Linked DNA regions of Mus musculus: all the other regions are linked to region 2. Evidence: chromatin loops called from intact Hi-C (ENCODE). Cell type or tissue: heart. All regions are shown on one strand. Links, peaks and the distances in the headings refer to the core of each region. The heading gives the core; the rest is flanking DNA.

Evidence for each region. Hi-C counts contacts between places; a loop is a spot of excess contacts. Peaks named below come from ENCODE experiments on the same cell type or tissue, not always from the same donor. Only the 100,000 strongest peaks of a DNase experiment are listed, where the experiment ranks them.
Region 1: it touches region 2 in a loop (7-fold over the local background); 26 of 42 quality-filtered maps call a loop at or near these places.
Region 3: it touches region 2 in a loop (11-fold over the local background); 25 of 42 quality-filtered maps call a loop at or near these places.
Region 4: a loop joins it to region 2, with 4 times the contacts of the local background. A loop is called at or near these places in 7 of 42 quality-filtered maps.
Region 5: it touches region 2 in a loop (2.7-fold over the local background); 2 of 42 quality-filtered maps call a loop at or near these places.
Region 6: it touches region 2 in a loop (5-fold over the local background); 9 of 42 quality-filtered maps call a loop at or near these places.
Region 7: it touches region 2 in a loop (2.8-fold over the local background); 22 of 42 quality-filtered maps call a loop at or near these places.

The regions. Positions count from the first base shown.
Region 1 is chr15:35,291,076-35,295,546 of GRCm38, reverse strand. Gm52178 (a long non-coding RNA gene) reads left to right here. Exons shown (of 3, transcript XR_003951500.1): 1 at 1-739. Among named protein-coding and RNA genes, the nearest start is that of Gm52178, 2.7 kb to the left of the region's middle. In heart, for the core only: a CTCF peak has its summit at 2,491 (motif pointing left); a DNase peak (open chromatin) is centred at 2,496; H3K4me3 peaks cover 2,087 bases; H3K27me3 peaks cover 2,367 bases.
Region 2 is chr15:36,146,276-36,150,746 of GRCm38, reverse strand. Fbxo43 (F-box protein 43) reads left to right here. Exons shown (of 5, transcript NM_001081253.2): 5 at 1-687. Among named protein-coding and RNA genes, the nearest start is that of Rgs22, 8.1 kb to the right of the region's middle. In heart, for the core only: CTCF peaks have their summits at 2,063 and 2,264 (motif pointing right); no DNase peak of the experiment used is centred there; H3K4me3 peaks cover 563 bases; H3K27ac peaks cover 411 bases.
Region 3 is chr15:34,534,199-34,538,669 of GRCm38, reverse strand. No RefSeq gene overlaps it. Among named protein-coding and RNA genes, the nearest start is that of Gm22208, 4.7 kb to the right of the region's middle. In heart, for the core only: a CTCF peak has its summit at 2,633 (motif pointing left); no DNase peak of the experiment used is centred there.
Region 4 is chr15:35,913,090-35,917,560 of GRCm38, reverse strand. Vps13b (vacuolar protein sorting 13B) reads right to left here. Exons shown (of 62, transcript NM_177151.4): 57 at 2,611-2,787; 58 at 344-514. Among named protein-coding and RNA genes, the nearest start is that of Cox6c, 23 kb to the left of the region's middle. In heart, for the core only: a CTCF peak has its summit at 2,193 (motif pointing right); DNase peaks (open chromatin) are centred at 2,210 and 3,540.
Region 5 is chr15:35,976,105-35,980,575 of GRCm38, reverse strand. It overlaps a transcript of Rgs22 not described here. Among named protein-coding and RNA genes, the nearest start is that of Cox6c, 40 kb to the right of the region's middle. In heart, for the core only: a CTCF peak has its summit at 2,450; no DNase peak of the experiment used is centred there.
Region 6 is chr15:35,516,077-35,520,547 of GRCm38, reverse strand. The region is part of intron 17 of Vps13b (vacuolar protein sorting 13B); the gene reads right to left. Among named protein-coding and RNA genes, the nearest start is that of Gm24771, 31 kb to the right of the region's middle. In heart, for the core only: a CTCF peak has its summit at 1,932 (motif pointing left); no DNase peak of the experiment used is centred there.
Region 7 is chr15:35,933,023-35,937,493 of GRCm38, reverse strand. It overlaps Cox6c (cytochrome c oxidase subunit 6C), which reads left to right. Exons shown (of 4, transcript NM_053071.2): 2 at 210-339; 3 at 2,081-2,209. The coding sequence starts at 223. The coding sequence ends at 2,194. Among named protein-coding and RNA genes, the nearest start is that of Cox6c, 3.0 kb to the left of the region's middle. In heart, for the core only: a CTCF peak has its summit at 2,786; no DNase peak of the experiment used is centred there; H3K4me3 peaks cover 820 bases; H3K27ac peaks cover 3 bases.

The sequences.
Region 1 (4,471 bases), core at 107-4,106, 860 kb after region 2:
AACGAAGTTTGTTTATGAAGGTGACAATTGACTAATTTCATAATTAGTGCAGAGACATCTGGATGTTCCGGGAGAAATTTCTTTCAATATCTAAGCTTTAATCAGCTAATGTACATTTCATAAGCAGTTAACCAACTTAGGCAAAGGAGTGGGCATCTGCAATCCATTGGCAAACAATAACCTGCCCATCTGGAATGGGTGAAGAACAATCTTTTTTAAATTTTAGGAAAAAACTATTCCAGTGCCTCAAAACGTGCATTATCTTCATTCTCAGCAAAAATTGAGTTCATTGTTCAGCCGCCAGGAAAATTGATTGAATTTGACATGTACTGTTAGGTTTCTTAGTTCTCCTAAAGGTTTAGTTTTGTGAGCGTGTAAATGAGAGGGTATTACAGTCCCTCTGGAAAAGGATGTCAGGGAACGATAAGATCCACTTGAAGCAACTTCTTTTCAGACGCAACGCGCCGCCGGAACAGAACTAAGCAAACTGTCCCTCGTCCCAAACCACTTGAGGACACTTTAGCTGGTGCTTGCAGAACCATAGATCTTTTAAAGGAACTGTACAATTCAAACGTGTTTCACCAAAAGATGCTTTTCGGTCGCCCCCTCAAAGGACAATTACAATAACCTCAACTATGTGAGGAGATGGATAGGTGTAAGCAGAAAGCTACGAGCCGAGCCGAATCGTCAAAGACCAAGCAGGAAGGCAGGCAGACACTACGGAAACGATCCCATTAAGGTAAAAGCCTTTTGTTTTATTTTTGTCAAGGTGAATATTAATTTTCGTTTCTTTGGTAAAACGTAATTCAGGACTAGCAGGCCATCTTCACCAATTGTAGGTTCGCAAGGATTAGGAAGTGAGCCTGGGACAGAGACTGGAGTGTTCAGTATCCTGTAGTGCTTAACTACTTCAGAATAAATTTGATGGACGCAGGAGAACGCCTAGGAAGAGTTGGGGGTTTAAAAAACCGTTTCTCGAGTGAGTTCCATAGGGTGCTTTCATTTTAGCGCTTGGTCTTGAGCCTCAGCTCCCAGGATGCCTGCGGTTCCCTCTTTCCAACCACCTCATTCCTTCGAACAGCCTTTCTCAATTTAGAGAACTGGAGGGAACTTTCTTTACATTCAGACCCCCCCAGGACATACACGCACCGTTGGTGACCTGAGCTTTGAGCCAGTGCTTTCTAGTTCCCTTGCACTAAAGTGGAGGCAACTTCTGCATCAGCAGGCTTCGCACCTTTGGGCCCGTGTGTATTGAGTACTGAATCTCTCGCTTTTCAAAACCGTGGAATTTCTAACCCCCCTTTCCGAAAGCTCCCTGAGCCAGCCTGTTGCTGTAAACACGTTTACCTCGCGCTTCTCAGCCTGGGAAGAACTCTAGCCCAACCCAGCCCGAGCTCCGCCGCAGCTGGAAAAAAAGGTTGGATAGATTCCGAGAATCTTTGCAGGTAGCAGCGCGGTTCTGCGGGGCCCGGCGGCCTGAGCCCTGCAGCGGGCATGGGCAGGTGCAGTAGAGCGCGCTCGGAACCGCAGCTTCTCTAGGCCGCTGGGCGGCCACCTGGGACCCGCACCGGAACTTCTCCGCGCTCAGACCTCGGGGGTGGGAGGGCGGCAAGTCCGCACGCTTTGAGAGAGCCGGCTCACCAGGTAGACAGACCTGCAATAAGCCTCGTTGCAGAAAACTGGCCCACCCGGCCACCAAACGAGCCGTGGTGTCCTGGCGTGCAGAAGCCGAGTCTGCCGCAGGCCAGCTGCACCCCCAGGTCCGAGTCTCCGCGGAGCTGTCCCAGCTCCCTGTCGGGTTTCAGCTGCCAATTTACTCATTTATCCGTGGATCGGGTCAGCTTCAGTCCTCACGGCTCTGGGCTTTCGACAACAGGGACACGCTGACCTGGAGCGGGCTGAACGGTTGCTGCCCCAACGTTTGTGGTATGGGAGGAAGGGGAAAAGGCCTAGCAGAGGAGCTGGTGTGTGTGTGTGTGTGTGTGTGTGTGTGTGTGTGTGTGTGTGTGTACACGCGCGCACAGCGCAGTCCCCAGCCCACCCAGGAGTCTGCGGGTGGAGCCAGCAGGTGTCAGACACAGACACCCTGAAGTTGACTGCGTGCTGCAGACAGCCTAAATAAATTGGACGCTTTAAAACCAAGTTATGGAAACTGTATCTTCTTCCCTAGGACCCCTCTATGAGTCGCCTTCCCTGCTTTTCTTCAGCTTCTGCGGAACAGCGACCTTTTGCTGTGTTTTTCTGCAGCCTGGATGACTTGACCATAGCTCGACTTAAAAGTGCATGCACTCCAGTCACTGAGCGGTGAAGGGGCCAGGCGAGCGGAGAGGCTTGCGAGTCTTAGACACGGAGCTGAGGGTGGAGGGACCAGGATTAAGAATTCCATCTTTTAAAAAATCGTGGCTAGGTCTCGGGCTGTCCAAAGGGACACGATGGGAAAGCGCCGGCAGGCTATAGCTCTGCAGTCCGCTAGAAGGACCGCAGCGCCCCCTGGAGGCACAGGGCGAACACTTCGTGGCATGGGTTCCAGGATGTGAGTGTGGCCTCCAGTGATCTCACTGCCTGGTTCCCTTGGCTTGAACCCGAGCCTGTTGCAGGAGAGGAAAAGTTGTGTGTGCTGTGTGCAGCAGGCTGCTAGACCGATCCTTCAGCCATGACTCCTTGCCCTGGCTATCCCAAATCAGCCCCAGATGCCCTTTGCTGGACCCTACCCACTAGAGAGAGATGAGGGGTGTATATTGGACCCAGGAGCACCCTCCTTGTCCCTATGCCCCCCACTTAGCTTCTTCCCACCGGAGTCTGCACAATACATACATACCTCTGGCAATGAGCAACAGGGACACCTGGTCACTTGGGAGCAGCTTGGGGAGACCAAATATGGAATCTCAGGGAAAGCTATGTGACCATGACCAAGCCTGGGAGGCAGACCCAGAGGTCCAGTCTGTCTCCCCGACCCACCCCCAAACCCCCAGGAGCTGGAGCAAGGCCAATCCCAGCAACCTGTCAGCAAGGTGGGAGAGGCTCAATGCTCTCCTGCTGGTCTCTTGCAAGTCTTGGGTCGGTGTGTGTGTGTGTGTGTGTGTGTGTGTACATGCATACACACGTTTGCTTGCTTGTCTCCTAATACTAAAACGATGGAAAATTCTGAAGGAAATCTTGATTTGCAGTGTGTTCCAATCCTCCTGACCTGAGCTCAGCAGCTACTCTCCTGCTCAGCAGCTACTCTCCTGCTAAGCAGCTACTCTCCTGCTAAGCAGCTACTCTCCTGCTGCTGACTTTTGTTTTTCTAAAATGGGGCAAAGACAGCCTATTTGCAGCTCCCCACATCCAGTAGGAGCAGTTATGTTTCTCAGCGGGGTCTATTAAGCATGGATTGCTCTTCTTAGGGAGGCCAAATGAATTGCCCCACCTGAGTCAGAATTGGGAACGACCCCAGAAAACTGTGTTTAAGTCCTCCAGGTGAATAGATGCAAAGTTTGAGAGTCACTGAAGTTGATCAGTTTGACACTTGGAAGCAATGGTGAAAGCTGTGCTCACTCTTCAGGCTCTCCCTTTCCCTCTCTTCCATCTTCCCCCATTTCCTTTCTTCCTTCCCTAGGGAAAATACTATCCAAACAGCTGGCCTGGACAGCTTGTTCATTCATTCAATGGTTTAGTCCTTTGGCCACTCTCTGGCTTTACTTCAAAATCCTTGGAAACCTGTTGAGAATAGCAGCGTCTGTCTCTTTGCTGGCCACCAAAATTTTAATCTAATACTAGATTCCATTTGACTTCAAAATATGTTTCTGTTGGGAACCAAGTAAACAGAACTCTCACCTCAATTTTTAGCTTCCGTGTCTCTGAGATGCTCATCAACTCCTTTTACCTAGGCAAATGCTATTCTTTTCTGTCACCAGCTCTTGGGGATTCTACTTATCTGCTGGGTACCTTTCCACACACATCTGCCCTTGCCCTGCATGCCCTCTCAGCAGTAGGTCACAGGACATGGCATAGGGTGAAACATCTTAACAGGTAGGATGAAGTATGGGTAAGGGTTTGGGCTGCTGTGTTCCAGGGCTACGGGGAGGCTGCTTATGACAACTGAAGACCCAGAGCCCGTGTCTACACATCCAGCTTTACTCGTCTTGCTGCACTGGTTCCAAACAGCTCACATTCTTCATCTTGCTGCTCCAAACTGCCTAGCCACCAGGCCACATAAGCCAGTGCACGGGTCTTCATTCTGGAACTGCTGATTTGCCACCTTCAGATTGGATCAAGTCCTTTGCCTTTCTCTAGGGAGCACAGAATGATTTTCTTCTCTTCTGGAGTACCTAAACTCTGAATATAAACAGCACGTTCTAATCTCAGGCCAAAGGGATCCACTTCCCTGCAGAGCTCAGGCTTTCTCGCTAGGACCCTGATTCCCTATCTGTTCTCATTGAGCAGAGAGACCCTTCCTAGACCATAGTTTCCCTCAGAGATTCCAGGGTCA
Region 2 (4,471 bases), core at 238-4,237:
TTTGTAATGTGCCTTTTTCCAAGAGGGATTTGGGAATGAGTGAGCTCTGTTATAGATCAGTGGCAAAAAGAGCTAAGTTTTTTTTATTGCTGAAAAAAGTGTAAGAGAGGACTCTTGTTTTGCTTTTGGGTTTTTTGTTTTGTTTTTGTCATCATTTCGTCATTGTTGTTACTGTTGTTTTGTTTTGAAGACAGGGTCTCACTATGTAGCTCTAGGTCTCCTGAAGTCACTATGTATACCAGGCTGGCCTTGAACACACAGAAGTCCACCTGCCTCCTGAGCTGGGGTCAGAGTCCTGCACCACTACATCAGGCCTCAAGAAGGAAACTTCTAAATGATGATTTATTTATTTTTATCTTATGCATATTGGTGTTTTGTCTGCATTTATGTGTGGGTATTAGATCCTTTGGAGCTGGAGTTAGAGACAGTTGTGAACTGTCATGTGGATGCTGGGAACTGAACCCGAGTTTTTCAGACCAACAGCCAGTGCTCTTAACCACTGAGCCATCTCTCCAGACCCATACGAGGGAAACTGACAACACACTTGTATTTTGTATATGTAGGTGATTGCTGTATATATGTGTTTTTATACTATACACACATATTTCAATGTAGCTCTGAACACATTATTTTAAGAAAGTGGTTAAAATTAAAACTAATAATTAAATTTAAAATTTACATATTTTCTAAATTGAGTGTTTCTCTTTTTTTCCTTTTCTTTCTTCTTTTTCTTTTGACAAACTCTTACTTTGACGTTCAGGCTGGCAAGGAAGTCACTACATAGCTAAACTGGCCTTGAATTTGAAGTAATCCTCCTGCCTCAGACTCCTGAGTGCTGGGATTATAGGCCACCACACCCATCTTGGTGTCTTTTTAATTTCCTGAGGCATCTTGTGCACCAGGACCAATTTTGTACGGTTTCCCTCCGTCTTTCCCTGCATCCGCCAGAGGCTCTCGGGTGCATTTTAGTGCATTGGCTTCGGTCCTGATGCTCATCCCGGACTCATTTCCTATCTGGAACTGCCCACTCCCTGTGGCCTTACGCGTGTCTGGGTATGGGTATGTACAGAAGTGTAGGTGCCAGAGGAAGGTATCAGATCTGGACCTAGAGTTACAGGTGTGGGTCGTCGGACCTGTGCAAAGCCTATGCAAGAGTTGTACTTGCTTTTAACCTCTGAGCCATCTTTCCCACCCCCAAAGCCAAGTTCCATTCCCTTGGCTTAACCATAGCATAAATCGCAGTTGTAAATTCGTGATACAAAGATTATACTGAGGACTTGGGCACTTACTAAATGGCATTCCTGTTTATGTCATTTCTTTAGGTTATTTCTGGCTAACAGCATTTTAAAAGATCAGATCAGGGATGGAGAGATGGTTCAGTAGTCAAAAAGCACTGGCTGCTCTTCCAAAGGACCCAGGTTCAAATCCCAGCACCCACAGCAGTTTACACCTGTCTGTAATTCCAGTTCCAGAAGATCTGACACGCTCACACAGACATACATGGAGGCAAAACACCAATGCAAATAATAATAATAACAACAACAACAATAATAATAATAATAATAATATCAGGTTATTGTGGAGGGGTGGCATAGACAAGGGAGAGATCTCCTCCCCCCCCCCCCCCCCCCCCCCCGCTTAAGCACATAGGAGAGTTGGCCCCCAAGGTCATAAGAGCAGGAGAGCTGGCCCTGCCCCTCACTGACTGCCCACTCAGGAGAGCAGGCCCCACACTTGGCCTGGACAGCACAGTAGAACTGCCCCAGGTGGTGGGAGAGCAGGGCCCCACCCCTGGGCAGCCCTAAGGGCATGAGCAAGAGAGAGCTGGCCTCACCCCTTGTCTGCCACGGAGGGGAAAGGTCAAGATTCTCCTAGTCACGTGTGGCAGGCAGGAGAGCTGATGGGCTGACCAACTCAGCTACAACCCAGGCACAGACCCAGGGCTCTGAGTTGGCCCACCCGACACCTACCCTGTTATGGTGTGCTGGGTGTGTGAAAACGCCTGCTGTGCGGACCTCCCGGATGCGGGACAGCAACAGGAGCCCCTGTGAAGATCCAGTATAGAGAGGGTAGCAGAAGCCAGAGGCCTCAAATGACTCAGTGCAATGAACACTCAAAACTGTGACACCCTACAGCTTCCCCAAGGGACAGAGAGATGAGTGGGTTGGGGTGCACGATGTAAAATTCACAAAGAATAAGATCAAATTACTCATTTTAAATAGTTAATTTTTAACCGAATACTAAGAAATTCCGCTAGGGGGCACCAAAGACTGATTTATGGTGTTAAAGGCCTTCTACAAGTAAATGTAGCTTTTATGAATTTGACATATACTATGACATTTTCAAATAGGGGAAGTGTTTCTCTACTTAATTTTTTTTTAAAAAGTATATGTAGAATAAATTTGGGGAAAAGTTATTACTTTGAGCTGGTAATTAAAATATTTGGTTGGCTTGCAAGTCTTTTGCAGAGCCCTTTGCTGGTGGACCCTAGTCTGTGCTCCCTATTAACTTTCCCACCAGCCCTGTGCTCCTGGCTTCCTCACCACAGACTGTGGAGACAGATAAGTGCGAGCAACTATAATAGTGTCATGCCAACAATGGTTTCCCTCAGGTAGTTCCTGTCTTGCCAGAAGCAGGGACAGGATTAGGCTCTCAGTCACATCCTGCAGGGACAGGGACAGGGTTAGGGTTTTAGTCACATCCTGCCTACATTACTGCGAATATTCCCAACAGGTCCACTCTAAACACCTAATTCCAGGCTGTCTGCTCTTCACTGTGTCTCCACACCACATTGTTTCCTCTTAAGGAGTAGACTTTAAACCGTCTCTCCAGTGATCATTCTGCACACTTTATTCCAGACACGATGACATCTCGTTCTTCCAACCTCGGTGTGTTCTCTCCCACTCCCTCCCTCTCTTGCTGTACAGACTGTTAACCCTGGCGTTCATCTTCTCTTTTCATGTGTCAATTTCTGGTATGTCTGACAAGATGAAAATTCTACCTCCCTGGAGTTGTGTATTTATCCTTTTTTGTGGTCTTTCGACCATGTTTACTGCCATCTTTAACCTTTGAAACTGTCAGTAAAATGCTTCCTGCATAATAGGCTGTGCACAGAGGCTTAGTTGAATGGCTACAGGGGTTGTCAGTGGACATGAGGACTTTCTCCAAATCTCCTTTTCCTTTGAGGTTGCACAGGAGACTTTGACTGCGGTTATTTTTTAGTTACTTGCATTTATTTTCAAGTGAGAACGGAACCAGCACATCTTTCCTTCACCTTGTTCGCTTTTCCAATCCTTTTTTGCCTCTGCCTGGGACGCTCTCTGACTTCCATCACCTGCTCCCTTCTTGCTTTACCTAAGCAGCTTTGACTTCTCCAAGGGGTCCTGCTGATTAGCCACCTCCTGCCCGAGGCTGGCTGTCTCCGTGGGGCAGCTGGAGCTCTTTTGTGCTGTGCTCCCTGGATGTATCCGAGCTTTTCTGTTCTCTTCCCAACACATCGAATCCCTCCACCCCACGGTGCTCCCAATCCTTAGTCTGAAGGGAAGTCCCGTGTTTAGCAGACCCTTTCTTTCCAAGATAACTCCTCTTTGGTGAGGTTAGGGAGAAGGGGTCACCCTGTCAAAGGACTCTAACATGGCTCCCTTGGTCTTCCCCCTGACTGTCAGGGAAGTGTAAGGTGCTGTCTCCTTTCTGAGATTCTCACTGTGATCAAGGATAAGTACTCTTTAATTATTTCCTGAGAAGATAAATATTCTGGGGTAGGGCTGTGTCTCTCCCCGCTCCCCTCCTCCCCACTTCGCCAGGTATGTTCCTTTAATCTTACAGAGACAGGCAAAGGATGACTGAGGGATTGTGGGAGCCAGAGACAGGGACACCAATGTAAACAATGAAACTTGTTACATATTTTTTAAAATTTATTTTTGATTAGATATTTTATTTACATTTCAAATGTTATCCCCTTTCCTGATTTCCCCTCCGAAAACCCCTTATCCCATTCCCCATCCCCACATATTGTTGGGTTTTTGTTTTGTTTTCTGTTTTGTTTTTGACAGGGTCTTACCACACAGCTCTTGCTGGCCATGTACACCAGACTGGCCTGAAATTCACAGAGGTCCAATTGCCTCTCGCCTCTCAGTTGCTGGGGTTAAAAGCATGTGCCAACATGCTCTGTTGGTAGCTCGTTTTAATTTGGTTAGGCAGTGAACTAAACGTCTGTACACATGTGTGTTAGGAACAATCAACTATATGAGAGAGGTGCTATTAGCAGTATTTTTTTTTCCAGAAAAGAAATGTCTAAATGAGCCGAGAGGTAGACTCTGTCTTCACTGGTAGGTCTAGAGCTGGAGTTAAATGCTGGCTGTTTGCTGTTAGACACTGGTCTTACTTAGCTCAGTGCCTGCTGCATGTGTGTCTGAGCGTCACATGTTTGCAGTGCCCACAGAAGCCAAAAGTGGGCATCAGATCATCTGGA
Region 3 (4,471 bases), core at 142-4,141, 1.6 Mb after region 2:
CAGGATGCCCTGGAAGTCTCCTATCTCCCTTTCTCCCCCAGGTGATCTACAGCTCTGGCCAGCTGCTTCATCACCCACTAGGTCCACCCTCCACTTTGAAGACCTGCAACCTCAAGATAGCCAACCAAGGGCCCAGGACTGGAGCCTTGGTTGAGCATCCTTTCTTAGCATCCACATGGGCTTCTGGAGATATGGTACAGATGACTAACATGACAGGAGCATTTGGGAAGACCAGATACAGCAGACACTGACATTTTGCTCAAAAGCAACACCCGAGAGTCAAGATGCTGCAGCTCAACTCTGAGTACCCTAACATCTGGTCACCCCCAGTCCACCAAAACTTATTCAGCTGGCTCCCCAGTGTGGGAGCCATGGGAGCCACATGGCAGATGCCTGTAAGATGCTGGGGAAAGACCAGACTCTTCAACAGCCAGCACCTAGAAATCAAGGCCTACTGAGGGATGTGGGGAGAAAAGGCACACAGTAGTCTAGAACCTCAGCCTCTGCATGTAAAACAAACAAATAAACAAACAAACAAACATCTTGCCTTGGTTTCTAACATCCCAAGAGTGTCAAGGGCAAAAATATCAGAATCCCTGGAGTAGAGAATACTCAGAAGATGGTCTAGCCTGGTGATTCTGATGACACCCCACAAAATCACCCCCAGAGCTAATGAAACCACAAACTGCTGGCCACCCACAGGCCTGGCGCAGCTGGGCTCTCTGGAGGCTGATGCTCAGAAATGTGTGCCTTTGGCAAGTGCCCAGGAGCTCTGGTGATAGCAGGGTGGTGTGGTAGCAGTGTTTGGACACCTGGGACTCTGTGAACGGCCCTGGAACATTCCTGCCTGTGGGAATCACACTCAAGGATCTGGTCCAGATGCTTGGTTTCCTCTAGGTCTGGGAATGGCACCTGAGATTCTAAGTCCCCATTGCTGAGGCTGCTGATCCCAGGAACATAAGCCTATCGGAGTCTGTTCTCTAGCATCCCCCATCTCACTGAGAAACAGAAAAAAGCCCACAGGGAAGCAACTGAGCCAGAAGAGAAGAAAATGGGGTGGGTGGAAGCTGCAAGCAAGCTGGGCAAGAACTAGTGCCTCGCACAGCTAGTCCAAGGCCAGCAGGGTAACTCCAGCTTATCATTTTCTGACCAAGTGATGGTCCTGGGGCTACCTTCCTAATGACCATTGTGGCTATACAGTGGGAAGTAGTCACAGATGGCACAGACAGGTCCCTTGATCGGGAAATCTGCTGGACCCCTGACAGCTACAGCTCTGCGTCTGGCAAAACTGACATCAGAATGCACATGCCAGCTGCTAGGGCTTGTTCCAGAGTCCACCTCAAGAAGTCACACACACGCACATACCACACACACACACTCAGGCACACTCACATAGCTCTGCAAAAGATACAACAGAACAACAGAACATTGTCATCTTGACCTGGAGGGCTCTATCTCATATTTTCCTGGCCTACTTTTGGGCATCTTTTCCTGTTGTAATGTCTTGAGAACAGGTAAAACTTGTCCTTGGGGCTTCCTTCTGATCTCCCATAGAAGTTGGATGCTAGGGGCCAGAAAATGAACAGTCTCCAGGACAACCGCAGGCTTATAAGAACGGGGTCAATGAAGATTCCTCTGCTGAAGGAAAGCTAAAGACATAAGGCTAGTTTGTTTGCCTTAGAGAAAAGAAAGCAAAAGGTTAATAAGTGACTTCAATAAAAATAAGAGTGGAAAGGAAGAGAGGGCACTGTCACTGAAGCCTTCTGCTCTGTTCGACTGGCTGGATACTGTGAGCAGGCATTACACTTTATATAAGACAGTTTCCATTATTTCTTTTCTAGACATCTTCAAGATTCAGAGAGCCCATGGGCTAGCAAGATAGTCAGTAAGAGCATCTGTGCAGTGAGCCTGAAAGCCTGAGCTCAACCCCCACATCTCACAGAGAAGTGACTCCTGAAATTGTCTTCTGACATCAACACGTGAGCCACACATGCACGCACAAACACACAGAAACACATATACAAACTCACACATACACAAACACACACAAACACCCATATACAACCACACCCATACACACATAAAAATACACACATATAAACAAACACACACACACTTCATAGAACTAGACTAGGGAGATGGTCCAGTTCATAAGAGCACTTGCTCTGAAGCATAAGGACCTGACTTTAAAGCCCCACAGCCCATGGGCATAGCTGTGCAGACCTATAACCTCAGCACTTGAAAACAGAGGTAGCTGGATCCTGAGAGCTGATTGGTCAGCCAGGCTAACCCAAACAATGAGCTTCTGGTTCAGAGAGAGACCTTATCTCAAGGCAGTATGGTGGAGAGAGGTACAGGAAAGCACACAACATCTTTCTCTGGCCTCTACAATCTGATGCATGGATGCACACACCACAGTTACACACACACACACACACACACACACACACTCCACATAACAAAATTTCGTCAATTAGGATTCTGCCCAAATGGGTATACCCTCTAAAAGATGGAGTACTGATTAATCTAAGACCACATAAATACCCTTAGTAACAAGGATTTTGCACAACAGAATTGTATTTTAATAGGATCTTTCTAACCACAGCCTATGCTCATGGTCTTGGCACCACCTAGTGGCTTACTTGCTCATTACAACTTTTACCGGACCTCTGATCACTTAAAATTTCAATTCAACAAAAATATATTAGATAGAAGTGATGAGTTAAGAGCCAGGAAGGAAGCTATACTGAAACATTAATAAAAGACACGGTCTCACCTTCCTGAGGCTGATGTGTAAGAGTTATACAAGTACATAATGCAAACATGATTACACACTGCGAGGTAACCAGGAAATGAAATTGTCATGGGCTGGAGGAAGATGTACGTAGAAGAATGGCTTTAGTTTTGATTTTGTGTTTTGAAACAGTATCTCACTAAGTAGCTCAGGCCTATCTTGACCTCTTCATCCTCTGGCTTCAACCTCCAACGGGCTGGGGTTGTGGGCATGCACTACCATGGTCTATAAAAGCAACGTATTTTAAGTGAGTGGCAGGTAAGGCCACTAAAGTCAAGCCCATACAGATGAGACGGAGTTGGATGAGGATATTCTGTGAAAACAGAGCAGGTCTTTGCAAAGGCAAATGGATCAAGGTCTCAAGCGCCTATGGAAAGAGCACAAAGTCCAGCTTGTCCGGAACACCGTGAGCAGGCCTAGCAGGCTATGATGAGGCTGGACTGAAGCTAGGAGTGTGTCCTTAAATGAATGCACACATATGGGGAGATGGGGTGGCGTTGGGGTTGTCCCCAAGGACAGAATCCGGTTAACTTTATACTTTTTCAAAATGGATTGGGAGAGGTTGGAAATACTTTGAATTGAGTTTGGACACTCACTTGACCCCAGCTGGATTTCAGGGATTTCAATGACCTGTGTCGGTTTATGGCTGGCTGCCCTGCCCTTTCCCTTAACTGACAGGCACACCCCTAGGGGGTTGCAGTAGAACCTCTTTTTAAGAGTCAGAATAGTGGTTCTAAATTTGGGGCCTTTTAGGCACCACTAAGTCCAGTTAAATTGACATCTCAAGGAGTGGGTAGCATGCTTTACCAGCAAAACTGAGAACATCTGAGCTTGGGACATTCTTACCAGGAGAGGAAAATATCAAAACAAAGTACTTGGGTTGGGGGAGGGGACAGGGGGTTTTCGGAAGGGAAACCAGGAGAGGGGATAACGTTTGAAATGTAAATAAAGAAAATATCTAATAATAATAAAAAAAAGAAATAAAAAGAAAAAAAAAGCCAAAGTACTCTGGGATACTGGAATCACGGAATCACACAAGTACCAGCCAGGCTGGTTTTTGCTTTGATTGGTCCATTGGTTTTGTTTTTTAAAATGAGTTTGTCCCAGGTAGAATTCCCAGTCTGGACCACAATGTCTCATTAAGTTTCCACCTAGATGTCAACAGCTCAGAAGAGCTGATGTCATAGAGGGATACAGTTTCTTGGTGTAGACGAAGCTGGCTAAGCAGACAGGAGTTATGAGACATCTGAGACTCCATTACTCATTCACAGGTCTCTGAAGTCAGAGGGTCCAAAGAGGCAGGCCTCTCGGCCCCAGTGGAGTCACACATCATAAGGACCCAGAGAGCAGCTAGCAGATGCTCATACTTTGGCTCAGGCTTGGGCTCTCAGGTGATTCTCATACAGACAAGCCAGAGATGAAACAACATCCTATAGCATCCTATAGTTCTGGGGAGACCTGCCCAGAACTGTGTAACTAACTTGCTATTCTGACATCTGCAACTAACACAGTGTGTGTGTGTGTGTGTGTGTGTGTGTGTGTGTGTGTGTGTGTGTGTATGTGTTTGGGGGGGGGGAGTTACGCGCGAGAGCGCACAAGCGTAGGCAAGTACACACACATGGATGTGCAAGTGCATGTGTGCATAAGTGTATATGTTTGTGTGTGTAAGTGTGTAAT
Region 4 (4,471 bases), core at 242-4,241, 230 kb after region 2:
GGAACTCACTTCTCAAAGTGCTTAGGGGTGTCCTGTGCCCTCGTCCTTTGCTTTGGAGATTGTATACCAAGACCCATGTTAAGTAGGGAAGATGGAGCACAGGTATTGTGTCTGGTAATCTCCTCCCCAGGCAGTCCTGAGGTAGCCCTGCTAAGGAGCAGCACCACACTGTAGAACTGCTCCTGCCCTAGTGCTCCTCAGATGCACTGCCAGGGACTGTTCCTTCATAGCTCAGTTCTATTTATGAAAGGTCGCGAACTCCACAACCACTCCCACGAGAAGCCACGTGGCCATCCCTGGAGCTTCCAAAGCTGAATGCAGACAGGAGTATCGAGTCTCTTACCGAGCAGGCTGATGCCCAGTCTGGACAGGCCCTGTCGCAGTCCTTCACCTAGGCTCTCAGGGAGCTGCCGCCGCCACTCCTCCTGCCGGTTGTAGTGCTCCTCGTCCAGCGAGAGCCGGCCCATATTCCGGGCCAGGCTGGTGGCCAAGTTGGTGATGGATGTCAAGGCACCTGCGGGCACAAGAGCATGGGCTGGTTCCCTTCAGGTGGCAGCCAGGGTTTGTGAGGTGGGATGAGAAGACATGCCAGCAGCACTGAGTGGCTAAGACCTTTGCACCTTGCCAATAATTTCTCAAGACTTGGGGGAAAGATTTTTGAAGTCCTCTATGGATCCAGTTTTAAGAGATTAAAGTCCGACCGCTGACTACATGCCTAGCCTACCTATGTTTCTGAGCTCATTTTACAGGTTATGTTTAAGGTTATACTCCTTAGTCCCAGGTAGATTGTCAAGAAATGTTTCCACTTTACAACTTGTGAATTCACTGTTCCCTTTTCTTCCTCTGGTCTCTTTTTTGTTTGTTTTTTCAAGACAGGGTTTCTCTGTATAGTCCTGGCTGTCCTGGAACTCACTTTGTAGACCAGGCTGGCCTTGAACTCAGAAATCCGCCTGCCTCTGCCTCCCAAGTACTGAGATTAAAGGCGTGTGTCACCACGCCCGGCCCTCCTCTGCTCTCTTATACAGGCTTACATCAGCTTTGAACTTGTGATCTTCCTCAGCAAGCGTGACCGCACCTGGTCATGACTTCAGTCTTAATAAAGGGAGAAAGTAAACTCTATCACTTGGTATTCTGAGGGAAAAACCCTATTTGCTATAGAAGATTTATGAAGTTTTGGTAATCTGGACATTGACTGATAGAAAAGTCAACAAAGGAACCCAGGCAATGATTCTGTTTGGTTTTCCTAAAAAAAGACAACTTCCCATGCTCCAACAGTCCCAACTGCTCCAGCAAGTACATATGGATCTCAGCAGCAAAACCAGAAGACACCAATAGAGAAGAAATGGCAGGTCCCACTTCTGAAGCTATCATTTTTACCTGTGGTCTGAACACATAAGATACCCAGACACACTCAGACAGATGAACACACAGACTTGAACACATAGACACACATACAGACATGAATCACAGACACACACAGATGTATGAACACAGACACACACAGACATATAAACACAGAGACATATGAACACACAACACAGACAGACACACACACAGACACACACACACACAGACAACCCCCCCCCCCCCCGATTTTGCTAAGATGGGAGAACAAATGTAAGAAGCAGTCAGGATGCTAAATAAGCTGAGCTACAGTTTAACAGGTGTTTGCTGTCCTATTGTAAAACACAAACACCAGAACCTCAGAGGACCCATGGCAGGACTGAGAAGCCCACCAGGCACACATCTGTGAGTTTCTAGTCCGCTCCCAGGCCTCCCGGGATCTGGGGCTGGGGGAGGCTCCCTTTCATTGTCCATGGAATTTGTTTTTATTACTCTGGCTGCTCTCTTGCCAACCCCCCACCAGGAGCCCCCACCCTCACTATGGATCATGGAGTCTCATATTTCAAGCCTAAGTCTTCTTTTGAGGTCTTCTAGAGTCTTCAGTAACCTGCCCACTCATAACAGAGTTATGGTATTGTCTACAGTAAAATGCCTTTTATGGGCAAGAAGGCCTTTGCCCTGTTTTCTCTGCCTCCCGCTGAGAAGAAAAGGGGACTCAGATGGCCCTTGTTAGTTCCCTGGTCACTGCCAACCTGACCAAAATATCGAGCAAACACTGGATGAAATGAAAACATTCTCCTGGTGGGAAGCAGTTTAGCCTCCATGCCTGATGACCTGTCTGGACCACAAGATGGCACTGTGGATGTAGGGAGTGGGAGTAAAGCTGGCTTAGCAGTCAGCTTCCCCACTACAATGAGTCCATGTCCTTAGACAGCTATGACAACTGTATCTGCATTTTAGAAACATGATGAGGCAACTGGTGTGGGAGCCCTGCTGCTTAGCAGAGGTCACAAACACTGTCAGTATTTCTATATTTATTGTATAGAATAACAGTGGAGCCAGTTTGTGTTTTCTCAATGAGAACGTTTCTGAAACATTTTTAAACACTACAGGCAAGCAGTGATTTGTTTAAAACATGAGCTTTGCTATCATCCCAGCATTTCACAGCAAGTTAACACAACAGAAGCTGCAGGCTGGGTGAGCAAACTGAACAGCATGAACGCTTGAAACACAAGACAAGGCCCTGCAAGGACCGGCACCCGCTACCTTTGGAAATGTGCTTGACGAATGATGTGGTCCCTCTGGAGACTCCGCTCACGAAGGCTCCTGGGCCTCGGGTCAATCCCTCATATGGAAGCCTGAAGAAGTCCGAGATCCCATTCCCAATGCTTCTCACTAAGCTGGCGGGGCTGCCGAGGATTTCCAGAGACCCCACCACCCAGCCTGCAACACAAAGGGAAGGGGTTATTGAGACCTTGAGTTCAGCACTTTCAACACTCATGAAAAGTGGCCTGCTTTCTCTAAAATTCCCTTTCCACACTAGAACGAAGGGTGTATGACACCCATAAGCTTCTTTGGAGCAAAATATGGGAAATCATATCTGTGAATTCATAAATGGTGAACTTTCATACTTTATAAATCACAGTGTTCCTCTGGCAGCCTTGCAAATGGCTTTAATATGACTTCTGTGCCCAAGCCTCCTGTACTCCTGTAAAGGGAGCCATGTGCAGAGAACACCTCCAGCTCAGTCAGGCACTCTGGGCTGCAGGTGCTCACAGACTGAGATGTTTCTCCCTATCTGTCAGGGCGGCGGCGGCAGCAGCAGCAGCAGCAGCAGCAGCAGCAGCAGCAGCAGCTGCCTGGTGGTGAGAAGCCAGATGCTAAAATAGGGTATTGCAAAAGGGATGCAAGCTTTGACAAGGATGGAGGGTTCTTTTTAATCTTTCACAATCCTATCAAGCTGAGTACTTCTCTTAGAGTGGAGCTAGAGCCAAACAAATGTCTCTCCTTCAACCCTATTGGGCTGTGTAAACATCGGTGACAGGGACACACTGATTAGGTTAGCGAGAGGGAAGTGCTCCCCCACCCATGTCCCAGGAGCGTGGCTTTGGGTCTGCTTTCCTATTTAAATTCAGACTTGCCAGGAGCTGGCCTGCTCCAGTGGCTTGCTCACAGCCTTCTGCCTTTTCCCTTCCGCCTGGGGTGGGGACTGAGGGCTTGTAAGCCCAGAGGACTCCAGGGGCAGGCAAAGACCAGGGGCAGGGAGAGGAGAGATCTGAAAAAGCAACTTCCTTTAGGAATCTTTATGCCAAACTCAGTACTGTGGCCTTTTTATTGGGAAGGCTGTGAGGTAAGGCAAAGGATGGGAACTGTTCCCTCTCTCAATAGCAAGTCTCTGTGACAGAGATCCTCAGTTAAGTCACCAACCGAAGAGGGAGGCCAAGTCCCCAGGTCACTATCAAAGCAGAGAGCTTCCTAAAGTAGAGAGCATAGGACTGGCATAAATGTTGAGCCCTTTTCTGGAGCATTAGGGTGACAACATGGCTGTCAGTCATTAGGACTGACAAATGAAGAGCCACGTGGGGCCAAGGCACTGCTCATGGAATCCCCCAAGCACAAGGCCAACAGTGCCACCATCACCCTGCAAGTGTGCCTGACCACTGAGCTGCTGGGGGTCAGAGCTGTATGGATACAGGAGGTAGATGACAATCCCACTTGATGTGTGTCTACAGTATCTCTACTGGCAGGAATCAGAGGACACTGAAGTGAGATTTTGTTAGTAAGACATTCACAGTCTCTGGCTGAAAAATTTAGGAGTAGGGTTTCCAACCTAGGTTAGTTTACTTGATCTCTGCCCATCTCAATCAATCAATCAATCAATCAATCAATCAATCAATCAATCAATGGTCCTGTGGAATAAGTTATTCCTCTTCTTAGAGGATCTCCCAGAATGATCACAGGTTCCATCTGATGGCTGGTTTAGAGACCTTGGTTTCCCTGACACATGTGAAAGAGTCTCCTGTCAGGCTCCAGTGAAGCTTCCTTCAGGTCTGGGAACATAGAGGGCATACAGGGGAAGGCCCACGTTGACTCTTAATCCCATCTGGCTGCTGAGAGTCCTTTCCTA
Region 5 (4,471 bases), core at 174-4,173, 170 kb after region 2:
GCAAAACTCTCAATCACCATACAGGGAGAAAACAAGATATTCCAAGACAAAACCAAATTTAAACAATATCTATCCACAAGTCAAGCCCTACAGAAAATACTTGAATGAAAACTCTAAACCAGGAAGGTTAAGTACAAGAAAACACAGGGAATAAATAATTCCACCAATGAAAACAAGATAAGGAAAGCACACACACACACACACACACACACACACACACACACACACACACCACATATACACCTACACTATCAACATCAAAATAACAGGAAATAACAGTCACTGGTCATTATATTTCTCAACTTCAATGGACTCAATCAATTCTCCAATTAAAAAGACAAAGGATAACAGAATGGATTAAAAAACAGGATCCATCATTCTGCTGTATACAGCAAATACATCTCAGCAACAAAAAGAGACATTACCTCAGAGTAAAGGGCTGAAACAAGTTTCCAAGCAAATAGTTCCAAGACGCAGGATGAATTAGCCATTCTAATATCTAATAAAATAGATTTTCAAACCAAAATTAAAAGAGATATGGAAGAACATTTCATATTTATCAAAGAAAAAAATCCTCCAGAAGATGTCTCAATTCTGAACATATGTGCACTGACTACAAGGGCACTCACATTCATAAAAAAAAAATTACTAAAGGCTAAACTGCACATTGAGCCACACATTAATAGTGGGAGACTTCAACATGCCACTCTCACCAATGGATGGGTCATCAAGACAGGAACTAAACAGAGAAATAATGAAACTAGCCAAGGTTATGAATCAAATGGACCTAACAGATACCCATAGAACATTTCACTCAAACAAAAGAATTTACCTTCTCAGAACCTCACAAAACCTTCTCCAAAACTGATCATACAGTTGATCATAAAGCAATCCTCAACAGATACAAGTTGGTCACAAAGCAAGCCTCAACAGATACAAGAAATCCTTGTATTTTGTCAGACCACCATGAATTAGAGCTGGACTTCAAGAACAACAGAAACAAACAGAAAGTCTAAAAACTCATAGAAACTGAACCACTCTCTACTCAATGATCATTTGGTCAGGGAAGAAATAAAGAAATTAAAGAATTCAATGAATACAAAGGCACAACATACCCAAACTTATGGGACACAATGAAAGTAGTGCTAAGAGGAAATTTTATAGTACTAAGTACCTTCATAAAGAAATTAGAGTTCTCATACTAGCTATTTAAAAATAGATCCAAAAGCTCTACAGAAGGAGGAGGAGGGAGAGGAGGAAGAGGAGGAGAAGCAAGCATATCCAAGAGGAATAAATGGCATGAAATAATCAAACTCAGAATAATACAAAGAACTAACAATAGCAAGAGCTGGTTCTTTGAGAAAATCAGCAAGATAGACAAACCCTTAGCCAAACTAACTAAAAGGCAGAGAGACAGTCTCCAAGTAAGCAATATTAGAAATGAAAAGAGGGGCATAACAGCAGACACTGAGGAAATTAAAAGAATCATTAGGTCTACTTCAAAAACCTGTACTCTACAAAATTGAAAAATCTAAACAAAATGGATGATTTTTTAGATAGATATCACTTATCAAAGTTAAGTCAAGAATAGATAAACTATTTACTTAAACAGTCCTATAATCCTTAAGGAAATAGAAGCAGTCATTAAAAGTCTCCCAACCAGCTCCATTCTCCTGCTGTCTCTCTTCCACCTCCATCAGATTCCTGACTCATACAGGTAAGCTTTCCTCCCCCCCCCCTTTTTTCCTGCTCTTTGAGCTTTTTGGTTCAAGCCAAGCTGCCCTGAGCAGCCTTCCAACCCAGGGGGGACCTCCATTCTCCTTTTATCTCTTTGCCCACCTTCATCTCATCTTACCCAAGGCTCTTGAACCATACAGAATACAGGTCTGGAACCATACAGCCACACCAGGATCATCAAGGTTCACCCCCATCTCAATACCTACTAAACCAAGAGCATCCAGGGCCCAAAACCAGATTGCTAAAGGCCCCCAAAAGAACACAATCGACAAAAGCCAGGATATTGTGATGCCTCCAAAGCACAGTTTGTTCACTACAATAAGGATTTCCTAACACAACCCAAAAACAGAAGATGACCTTAAATCCAATCTTATAAAGATGATAGAGGCCTTTAAAGAGGAAATGAATAAATCCCTTAAAAAAATACTGGAAAATACAACTAAACCGGTGAAGGAAATAAATAAAACTGTGCAAGACCTGAAAGTGGAAATAAAAGAAATAAAGAAAACACAAACGGAGGAAATCCTGGAGATGGGAAAACTAGGAACTATAGATACAAGCATCACCAACAGAATACAGGAAATGGAAGAAAGACTTTTTTTTCCTTTTTTAAGATTTTATTTATTTACTTTATGTATGATGAGTACACTGTAGCTGACTTCAGACACACCAGAAGAAATCATCGGATCCCATTACGAATGTTTGGGAGCCACCATGTGGTTGCTGAGAATTGAACTCAGGACCTCTAGAAGAGCAGTCAGTGCTCTTGACCTCTGAGCCATCTCTCCTGTCCCCCCGAAGAGAGACTCTTAAGCATAATACAATAAAAGAAATTGATGCATCAGTCAAAGAAAATGCAAAAGATAAAAATTTCCTGACACAAAACATCCAGGAAATCTGAGATACCATGAAAAGACCTAATATAAGAATAATAGGAATAGAAGGTGAGCAGTCCCAGCTCTAAGGCCCAGAAAATATTCTCAACACAGTCATAGAAGAAAACTTTCCCAACCTAAAGAAAGAAATGCCTATAAACTTACAAGAATACCAACTAGACTGGACCAGAAAAAGAAAATCCTCCTGGTACATAATAATCATAACACAAAATATATAGAACACAAAATATATAGAACAATTAAAGAATATTAAAAGCTGTAAGGGAAAAAGTCCAGGTAACATACAAAGGCAAACCTGTCAGAATCACACCCAACTTCTGAACAGAGACTGTCAAAGCTAGAAGGGCCTAGACAAATATCCTGCAACCTCCAAAATACCGCAGGTGCCAACCTAGACTACTCTGCCCAGCAAAACTCTCAATCACCATAAAGGGAGAAAACAAGCTATTTTAAGAGAAAACCAACTTTTAAAAATATCTATCCACAAGTCCAGCCCCACAGAAAATACTAAAAGGAAAACTCCAACTCAAGAAAACACTGGAAATAAGTAATTCCATCCCAGCAAAAAACATGGAAATCACAAATCATTCTCCAAAACTGATCGTATAGTCGGTCACAAGGCAAGCCTGAACAGACACAAGAGAACTGCAAGAATGCCTTGTATCTTTTCAGATCACCACAGATTAGAGCTGGACGGCAACAACAGAAATGGAAATCACACCAAACTCCTCCCTCTGCCCCCCACCTCTCTCTCACACACACAACTAATATAAAAATAACAGGAATTAACAATCACTAGTTTTTAATATCTTTCAACATCATGGACTCAATTCCCTAATAAAAAGACACAGGCTAACAGAATGGATTAAACAAAACAAAACAAAACAAAACAAAACAAAACAAAACAGGATCACTTGGGAGGCAGAGGCAGGCAGATTTCTGAGTTTGATGCCAGCCTGGTCTACAAAGTGAGTGTCAGGACAGCCAGGGCTATACAGAGAAACCCTGTCTCGAAAAGCAAAACGCAAACAAACAAGCAAACAGGATCAGTCATGCTGCTATAGTCAAAGAATCATTAGCCCTTACTTCAAAAACCTGTACTCTGCAAAATTGGAACATCTTAATGAAATGGACAATTTTCTAGACAGATACCACTTACCAAAGTTAAATCAAGATCAGGTAAATGATTTACACAGTCCTATAACCCCTAAAGCAATAGACTCAGTCATTGAAATCTCCCAACCAAAAAAAGCCCAGGGCCAGATGGTTTTATTGCAGATTTCTACCAGACTTTCAAAGAAGAGCTAATCCCAATACTCCTTAAACTATTCCACAAAATAGAAACAGAAGGAACAGCCAGGCGTGGTGGCACTCCTTTGAATCTAGCACTTGGGAGGCAGAGGTAGGCAGATTTCTAAGTTCGAGGCCAGCCTATTCTACAGAGTGACTTCTAGGACTTAGCTATACAGAGAAACCTGTCTCAAAACAAACAAACAAACAAACAAAAACAATAAATAAATAAATACAACAGAAGGAACACTACCAATCTCATTCTATGAGGCCACATTCACCCTGATACCTAAACCACAAAAAGATGCAGCAAGGAAAGAGAACTTCAGACCGATTGTGATTATGAACATTAATGAAAAATACTCAATAAAATACTCGCAAACTAAATCCAGAAACACATCAAAGACATCATCCATCAAGATCAAGTAGGTATCATCCCAGGAATGCATGGATGGTTCAATATATGAAAAACCATCAAGGTAATCCACCTATAAACAAACTGAAAGAAAAAAAATCACATGATTATCACATTAAATGCTGAAAAAGCC
Region 6 (4,471 bases), core at 239-4,238, 630 kb after region 2:
CCGAAATATCCAACACAGGGGAGACAGAACCTGTAGCAACCACCTCCAGCCCCCAGTTGAGGGAAGGGGCCACCCACCCATCTCAAAAATTTTAACCTAGAATTGTTCCTGGCCAAAGGAAAAACAGGGACAAAAAAAAAAAAAAATGGAACAGAGACTAAAGGAAAGGCCATCCAGAGACTACCCTACCTAAGGATCCATCCCATCTGTGGACACCAAACCCTGATACTCTTGTTGATGCCAAGAAGTGCTTGATGACAGGAGAGCCTGGTATGACTGTTCCCTGAGAGGTTCTTTCAACACCTGACTAATACAGATGCAGATACTCAGAGCCAACCATTAGAATAAGCCCGGGGACCCTAATGGAAGGACTAAAGGAGCTGAAGGGTTTTTCAACCCCAGAGGAAGAACAATATCAACTAAAGGGACCACCCAGAGCTCCCAGGGACTAAACCATCAACTAAAGAGTATCCATGAAGGGATTCATGGCTCCAGATACTTATGTAGCAGAAGATGGTCTTAACTGGCATCCCTGTGGAGGCTCCATACCTCAGTGTGCTAGATGCTAGAGCAGTGAGGCGGGAATGGGTGGGTGGATGGAGGAGCACCCTCATACAGGTAAAGTGTAGGAGGGGGGATGCGATGGAGGTTTGTGGAGGGAAAATTGGGAAGGGGATTCATTTGAAATGTAAATGAATAAAATGATTAATTAAAACAAATAAATAAAACACAGGTTCTAAAGAACAGGCTAAAACTACAAAGAAATACTATTTAGTGAGCCTTTCAAAAATATGTATCTGTCAAAGAAGTTTCAGGGAGTAGCATTTTCTCATCATTAAGAACAAAAATACAAAATTTCATTGCATCTCTGTAAATGTTTCTTAAATAAGTCACAGAAAAATTGCACGTATTATGCAATGTTATTATGCATCTATCCACCAAATAAATACTCATTGTCATCCACTAGACACTAGTAAATGTTTGCAAAAATACTTCCAGCTTCTTTAACCTGTCAGACAACCTGATAGTAAACTATGTCTGTACAAACCAATCACCTCACAGCAGCCTTACATTTCCTTAAAGCCTCATATAAAAAGCACCTGCCTAAAGTGAGTAATGGAGTCTTATGATCATTACACTTAGGAACAGTGTATGTAACCGATTCCATTTTCCTCCCTTGTGGAATATATTTCAGCTTATATTGCACAGCACATTACCAGTGCACATAAAGACTCTCTGATTAGCCCTTTGGACTGCCTAAGTACTTTTTTCCCCTGCCCTATAAAATATATTTACTTTATTTAGGAAATCAAATGTAAAAATATTTTATTATGGTGATTTTGCCTTCGTAATGAATACATAGCACACGTATTGTGATCAGTATATTCTAATGCAATGATGAGATAGAAAAGGGCTTAATCAAACTTCATGAGATACTCATTGAAAACTGGCTATAAACAGCATTTCTTCAGAACACAGGAGGAGCCTGTGAGAGCCACTGTCCACCTCCAGAGCTCCCAACACTTGGAAAGCACTGCACTCAGAATGCAGCAGGAGCTCAGTGGATGCTAATCCAAGAAGGCCCGAACACAAAGAGAGCTATCATTCTACTGGGAAACCCCAGACAAGCCTGAGACAGCCCCTCCAAGACATTTCCAAAGAAAAATACCTCAGTTATTGCAAAGACTATCTAAGATTAAGGAATAAAGGATATTTCAAGTGTAAATATGGTAAATATGTGGTAGATTATATTATAGCTCAGACAAAGTTTAAAATCAAGTACACTAATAAAGACTGAAGGAAATTACAGAAATGGAAATATAAAAGTTATAAAATGATAACTTAGTAATACTATAACATCTATTTTAATATATTAGAAAGAACTTCAAACCAACAACATGAAGTCTAAGCAGGTTGGGTAAAGGCTCCATACTGCCCCCTGCTGGTGCCCTCCTTCGTAACCTCCAGTACTTCAGTCCTACAAAACAAGCAGTGACAGGCTCACTAAACAAAGCAAGACACCCACAACAGACGCTGCATGTTAAAGAGATAAATGGATTAGGTATGAAATAAAATGTGAGGAAAGCGAGCATATTCATAAATATAATACATCAAGAATAAAAAAATGAAATCCAAAAATGTACAAAGCTTTGCTTAAAAGAGCTCAGTCTACAGTGTGGGCCAGCAAACATTATTTTCTCCTGAGCTAAAGAGAAATGCTTTAGGATTTGCACTATGTAGAATTTCTTTCATAGTTATTCAGTTCTACTACTGTCACACAAAGGAACTTCAGAACTTTTTTTTTCTCCAGAAAAAACAGGTGATAGGCTGGGTCCAAGTCATAGGCAACACTGTGTCTTAACATGGTAATACTCTATCCTGGTCCACACAATATTGGTACAAACAGTAGTCTGCTGCTGGTGCTGGTGCTGGTGGTGGTGGTGGCGGTCAGTTTCTAGAGGACTGAGGAGATGGGTCTGTAAGTAAGGTACTTGTTCTACAAGCATGGGATCCAAAGTTTAATTTCTAATGAAAAACTGCCAAGGATTGCCACATAAGTCTGTAACTCCAGCACTGGGAACAAAAACAGACCTATCCTAGGAACTCTTTGGCCAGCCAGTCTAGTAAAAAACAGCAAATTTGAAGTTTAGTGAGAAAACCTATCTCAAGAAGCAAGGAGGCAAGTAATAAAGAAAGACACCCAATGTCCTCTTTCTGGACCTGTTTCCATATACATAAGCACCAGCATGGGCCCGTGTGCGCACGCGCACACACACACACACACACACACACAGACACACACACACACAGAGACACAAACACAGCATTGTAACTATCCTACTCTACGGGGGCTGGAGGGAATAGTGGAAGGGGGGGGGGGGGGTGAGGGAGATCAACATCAAGGTTGAGAGACTCCAAAACAAGAGGCCCCTGCAGGGTTTGTCCATTAGTGTATATGAGAACCCTTGCAAGACATCAGATAAAATTCTTTATACATTTTTTAAAATATAATATGAACAATGACTTAGATAAATGATCATTAAAAAACTAAGAGACGATTAAAAAGTTTCCCAAACCATGTAATATTAACAAAACCAGAATCAGACTTCATGTAAAATTTTGCTTTTAAATATTATACATAAATACTCAATATTTATAGTAATTACAATATTAAATTATTTTGAAATTAAACAACAAAATAGAAAAACAACATGTAATTCACTTAGGGTTGTGAAAAAACGCAGAAGCACACATGTAACAACATGGGCTGTTGCTTTCCTTCCTATGCACCGTACAGACACGAATGAATGAATGAATGAATGAATGTGTTCATGGCATGTGCATTTTAAACACCTAACTATATGTATGCATGGCTGTACACAAGAGCATGTATGTATTGTTTAATAATTTTCTTTGCAGATACAAAGACTATGAAGCAAATTTCTTCATTCTGCTTTGTGTAGTGAGTCTGCACTCATGCAGCCGAATACTGGTAATTAATAATTTGCTGATTTTGGAGTCTCATAAGGTATTTACCAATATTAAATTTTATAGATATCTGGGTGTGGTATCATGTCTTTAATCCCAGCAAGGAAGGGGGTGGGGGGAGGCAGACAGATCTCTGAATTCAAGGCAGCCTAGTCTACAGAGGAATTTCCAGGACAGTCAAGGCTATGCAGAGAAAACCTGTTTTGAAAAAAATAACAAAAAAAAAAATTAGAGATAAAATGATGAATACTGTCAATACTAATACTATTATGGAAGAATCTTGTAAAGTGTGACTATCTTAATGAATAGCAAAACAAAAACAAGGAGACTTTTTAGATACATATTCTGAAAGTTTTGCTATATGTAACTTATGGGGTTTTTTTAAGTATTGGATACAGATATCCTGAAATGTATGATGTAGCTAGCACACACTACTTTTAAAAATATCTTGGGAAAGAGTCACACAAAAATCTAAACAATGTCTGACAAAAGCAAATTCCAACATCTACAAAATAATAATCTCAAAACTAAATGTTTTTCATGAAGCTGTCCTGTTCTGGCTGTATGGTTTTTTAAATAGGAATAATTCTTAATGTAACTTATTACGATCTTTAAAGCATCAAAGAACTATTTTATAGCCTGCATTAACTTGTGATAAAATGGCTTCTATGAAGGCCAGTTATGTTTCCTGGAAAAACAAATGTGTATCTATTCACTGATCGGATTTTCTCTTTTATCTTGTCTCCAGTTTCTGTGTAGATTTATCATGTTCATTGTTTTAAATTTTAACAAATCACCTAATGACATAATAAAATATGTTAACCTTGGAATTATTTGCAGTTGGAGAAATCCCTTTTGTCTAGCCCATACAGGGCCTGCAATCTGTTTTAAACACAGATTGTCTGCCTTTTGTCTGACAGCCACCAAGCTGCACAAATTACTTTCTGCCTGTTCACCTGTTTGCAGCTGCATCTGTAAGCTA
Region 7 (4,471 bases), core at 318-4,317, 210 kb after region 2:
CGGTTTGTTGCTGGTTACCGCCTTGTTGCGGGTAGTGGAAATGCGTAGGAGAGGAGCGGGCAAAGATGAAGTTGCCAAAGTCATTGACCTTGCAGGAGGGGTTAGGCCGCGATTGTAGATACTAAACTACGTTGTGCATGTAGAGTTCATTCAATCACTTAACCTGTTACAAGCCTTTTTTTTTTCCCCTCCTTGTTTTACTCGCAAAGGACATTGGCTACCATGAGTTCCGGTGCGCTGTTGCCCAAACCACAGATGCGTGGTCTTCTGGCCAAGCGTCTGCGGGTTCATATTGCTGGCGCATTCATTGTGGCCCTGGGAGTTGCCGCTGCCTATAAGGTATGTGCTTTAGGTCACAAGCTGTTCGTTTAAAACATTATTTTTTAAACCTAGTTAAGAGCTGTTTAAAAAAGAAACTCTATCTTCAAGATATTTCCCTCATTTACCTTCCAAAGGCTTCAACGTAACAGAAACCCTATCTTCAAATGAAAATGCGCCACAGTCATTACAGGTTCCCTCTTCCCAGGTATCAAGGTAAAGCTGACAACCAAGAAATCTGATGTTATAATTTACTCTAAGTCTGGAGATCTGAGCACCAAGGGAATGTTGGTATACTACCCAATACAGAAGCCTTGAGGGGAAAGTGTTAGCAGTTTTAACTGCTTATCCCAGTGTCCTGGTACAAGTCCCAGGGTTGGAAGTCTAGGAGGTTTGGTGTCTGTTGGGAAAAGAAGATGGGTGTACCTAGCTCAAGAAGATTGAAAATGTGTCTTGGGGTTAACCTTTTTTTATTTGGTCCTTTTATGCATTGGGTGACCTGTTTACACTCTGAAGTGGATCACTGTTGGCCAAGTTTCTTCCAAAACCAGCCTCATAAAACTCTAGCTGTCTGAACATCATTTAGCCCTGTCATGTAGATGCTAACTTAACTATTATATATAGTGTGGGCTTCAACAGACTTTAGAGAGTGGCACTGAGGAACCTCCCTTTGGTTCTTTTATTGGATGACATTGGGATTTGAAAAGGAGGAGGAACAGTAAATTTACTTCTGTGTTGCTTCATTAGATAGCAGGATTCTGTGCATTTCTGTAGCCCCTCACCTGTGGACTAGTACGCACAGGTGTACTGTGTTCTGTGCACGATGAGTGAACCTGGGAAGATGAGCTAAACCGTGTTTTATATTCCAGACGTGGATTTGGATCACCAAATGCCAGCCGTAGCTGTGGCTATTGCTTAACCTTTGATCTATTGCTTTAACTCCACCTGGTCTCTCAAATACCATTCCTTCCCTCTGTGCTGACCATTCTGTATGTAAGACACAGCCACATGAACATAGCTCTTCCTGATCTTTTTCTTTGTGTTAGCAGTTTTATTAATAAAGGCCTTCCTTTCAAGTAATCAGCCATCATTTTGGATTCCATTCCCTAATTTGCAAAATGACTCAGTTCTTGTTTAAGTGTAAATTCCCTATAACTTTCTGGCATTTTCTTATATCTTTTAAATTTGCTTTAAACTTCTTTAAAATTCACAGTCTGCTTAAGTTGAGCCGGGATATGTTACCATGTTAACATTTCGACTGGCAATATTTATGGTTTGCTAGAAGGAAGGCTATTAGTTTATTTTGTACTATCTTTAACTTTTTGGGGGGGACGACGACGGCAGGGTTTCTTATGTTCTCTTCAAACACACCAGAAGAGGGCATCAGATCTCATTACTGATGGTTGTGAGCCACCATGTGGTTACTGGGAATTGAACTCAGGACCTCTGGAAGAAGAGTTAGTGCTCTTAACCACTGAGCCATCTCTCCAGCCCCAACTTAACACTCTTTCTACCAAACACATACACAAATGTGGACTACAACCCTACCCCAGAATAGGGTTGTCTGTCTCTAGGGTAGTAGGGAGCTTTTTGCTGTATAGTTGCCACAAGACTCTTCCTTTCATGGTGTCCCCCCTCCTTGTCTAGGAAATAAGAGGGCTCAGTAAAGACTGAGTACAAGTATCTTCTTAGTTTATTTTGTTTTTATGCATTTCTAATAATCTGAAAAGAAAGTTCTGTAACGGGCTATGCTACCTTTTAGTTTGGCGTGGCTGAGCCAAGAAAGAAGGCGTATGCAGAATTCTACAGAAATTATGATTCCATGAAAGATTTCGAAGAGATGAGGAAGGCTGGTATCTTTCAGAGTGCCAAGTGATTTCAGAATGCAAAGGTAATTACAGTTACTTTTTAGTTGTGTCTAAGAAATGTTTAACTAGTGAATTATCTTAACTGTACAGTTCTTATAAAACTGCTACTGTCTAGGAAAGAGCCGCCATGCTTTTCTTCCAGACTGACAAGTAGTTCTTTTTATGAATTAAACTACATTATTTGCTTTTCTTCTTCCCCTTTTTCTCCTTCTATGCATGGGATACATGTCAGAAAAACTTTGGAATTGCTTTTCTTTCCACCCATTATATGGGTTTGTTCCAGGGAACAAACTTGGGTTGGCAGATTAAGGCGGTGAGTGCTTTTACCCATCTAGTCGCCTTGCTGGCCCTTTGTCAGTTATTTCAGTTAGTACAGTGTTTTACTGTTGAGGCCGGCCAGCGGCTCACATGTCCGGGTTCGAGCCTGGAAAGCATCTTGAAATCTGGAAGAAAAGAGGGAATGTAGGCGGCTTGATGGAGCTAAGTCAAGAGATTCTGATCAATTTTAATATTCAGAAACTGAGGTTATAAGGAAGGGGGAGGGGCCCATTCCCGCCAAATCATCTTCAGAGTCCAGCTGTAGGTGACCACGTGTGTACTCTGGAACAGCTAGGTGGCGGTAGTAGCAGTGGGAGTGGCAGAAGGATAGGGTGGCAGGCTCCACCCCCGATGATCTCCTGGTGATAGCAGTCAACTGCTCAGCCTGTTTAAGGGCTGGGTGGGGGTACATTTTACATGTCAGTAATTCCCTCCTTTTTTTAAGGCTGAAAATACTCCATTGTATGTTGTTTCTGGGAATTGAACCTGGAGTATTGTGCATACTTGGAAAGCATTCTACAATCGACTACATCTTATTCTATATACATACATACATGTACTCATATATATGTGTATATACATGTATATATATGTGTGTGTGTGTGTGTGTAGATTTTTTTATCTTTGTTTTTTCCCTTTTAGTGGATATTTTATTTATTTACATTTCAAATGTTATCCCCTTTCCAGGTCTCCCATCTGGAAACCTCCTATCCCATCCTTTTCCCCCTGCCCCTGTGAGGGTGCTTTCCCCGACACTCACTCCCAGTGTATGTGTGTTTTTTGGTAGTGGGTTGAGATACTTTATGGTGGTTTTGATTTGCGCTTCCTAGTGATTTGTAGCTTCGAGTGTTGCATGTACTTATTGGCCACTTTGTATATTCTTTGGGTATACTGGGGATTTTCCCCTTTCATATGTATGTAGGGTGTGCGTGCGTAAGTCCAAGGTTAATATTAAGAGTACTTTCCTTTAGTATTTTCTATAGTATTGAGGCAGGATCTCAGTTGAATCCAGAGCCCTCTCATGAGGCTAGGCTGGCTAACCAGGTTACTCTTGCAATTGCAGATGAACCACCATGTCTGTCAGGCATTTATATAAATTTTGGGGATCCAAACTCTGGATTTTATTGTTATTTTTGTGCTTTAGCCACTTGGCCAGCTCTCCATCCTGGGGATTCTTTTATTCAACTCTGCTGACTATTTTTTAAATTTTACTTTAGATGAGTTGTTCCCTTATATTTCTGTCAAACAGGCCATCCCAGAATCACTGCCAAATCCAGTATCTTAAACACTTTCTTTCAAGAGTCTTAATGCTTTTTATGTCTTTGAGTCTTTCTTTTTTGCTGGTGCTGGGGATTGTATGAAGTGTATGCTTTAATTTAGCTGCACCTCTTTAGTCAGTGTTTTTCAACCTTGTGGGTCATGACCCTTTTAGGGGTTTCATATCAGATGAACCTACATACCAGGTATTTACAATTCACAACAGCAGCCAAATTATGGTTAGGAAGAAGCAATGAAAGTAGTGTTATGGTTGGGAGTCATTACAGTAGATGGAATTGTATTGAAGGGTCGTCATTAGGAAGGTTGAGCACCACTGCTCTAAAAGTCCTCCGTATTAAGATAATTTTTGTTTATGGTGTAATGGCAAGATCCAGCTTCATTCTTTAGTATACAGATAATATGTTGTCCCAAAAATATTTTTTAAAAATTGTCCTTCCCCTTTGAATGAAGGACCCTCAGATTTTTTGTTGTTGTTGTTGTTGTTGTTGTTGTTGCTTCTTGCATTAGTCTATTGAGGTAGTCTTTTGCTAACAAGAAGCTGTTTCATCTTGACTAGTTGGTTGGCCAGTGAGCTCCTAAGATTCTCCTGGTTCTGGTCCCCCAATGCTGGTGTTTTAATGCACTGTCATGCCTGACTTTATGTGGGAGCTGGGGATTTGAACTAGGATCCTTGTATAGCAAGCATCCAT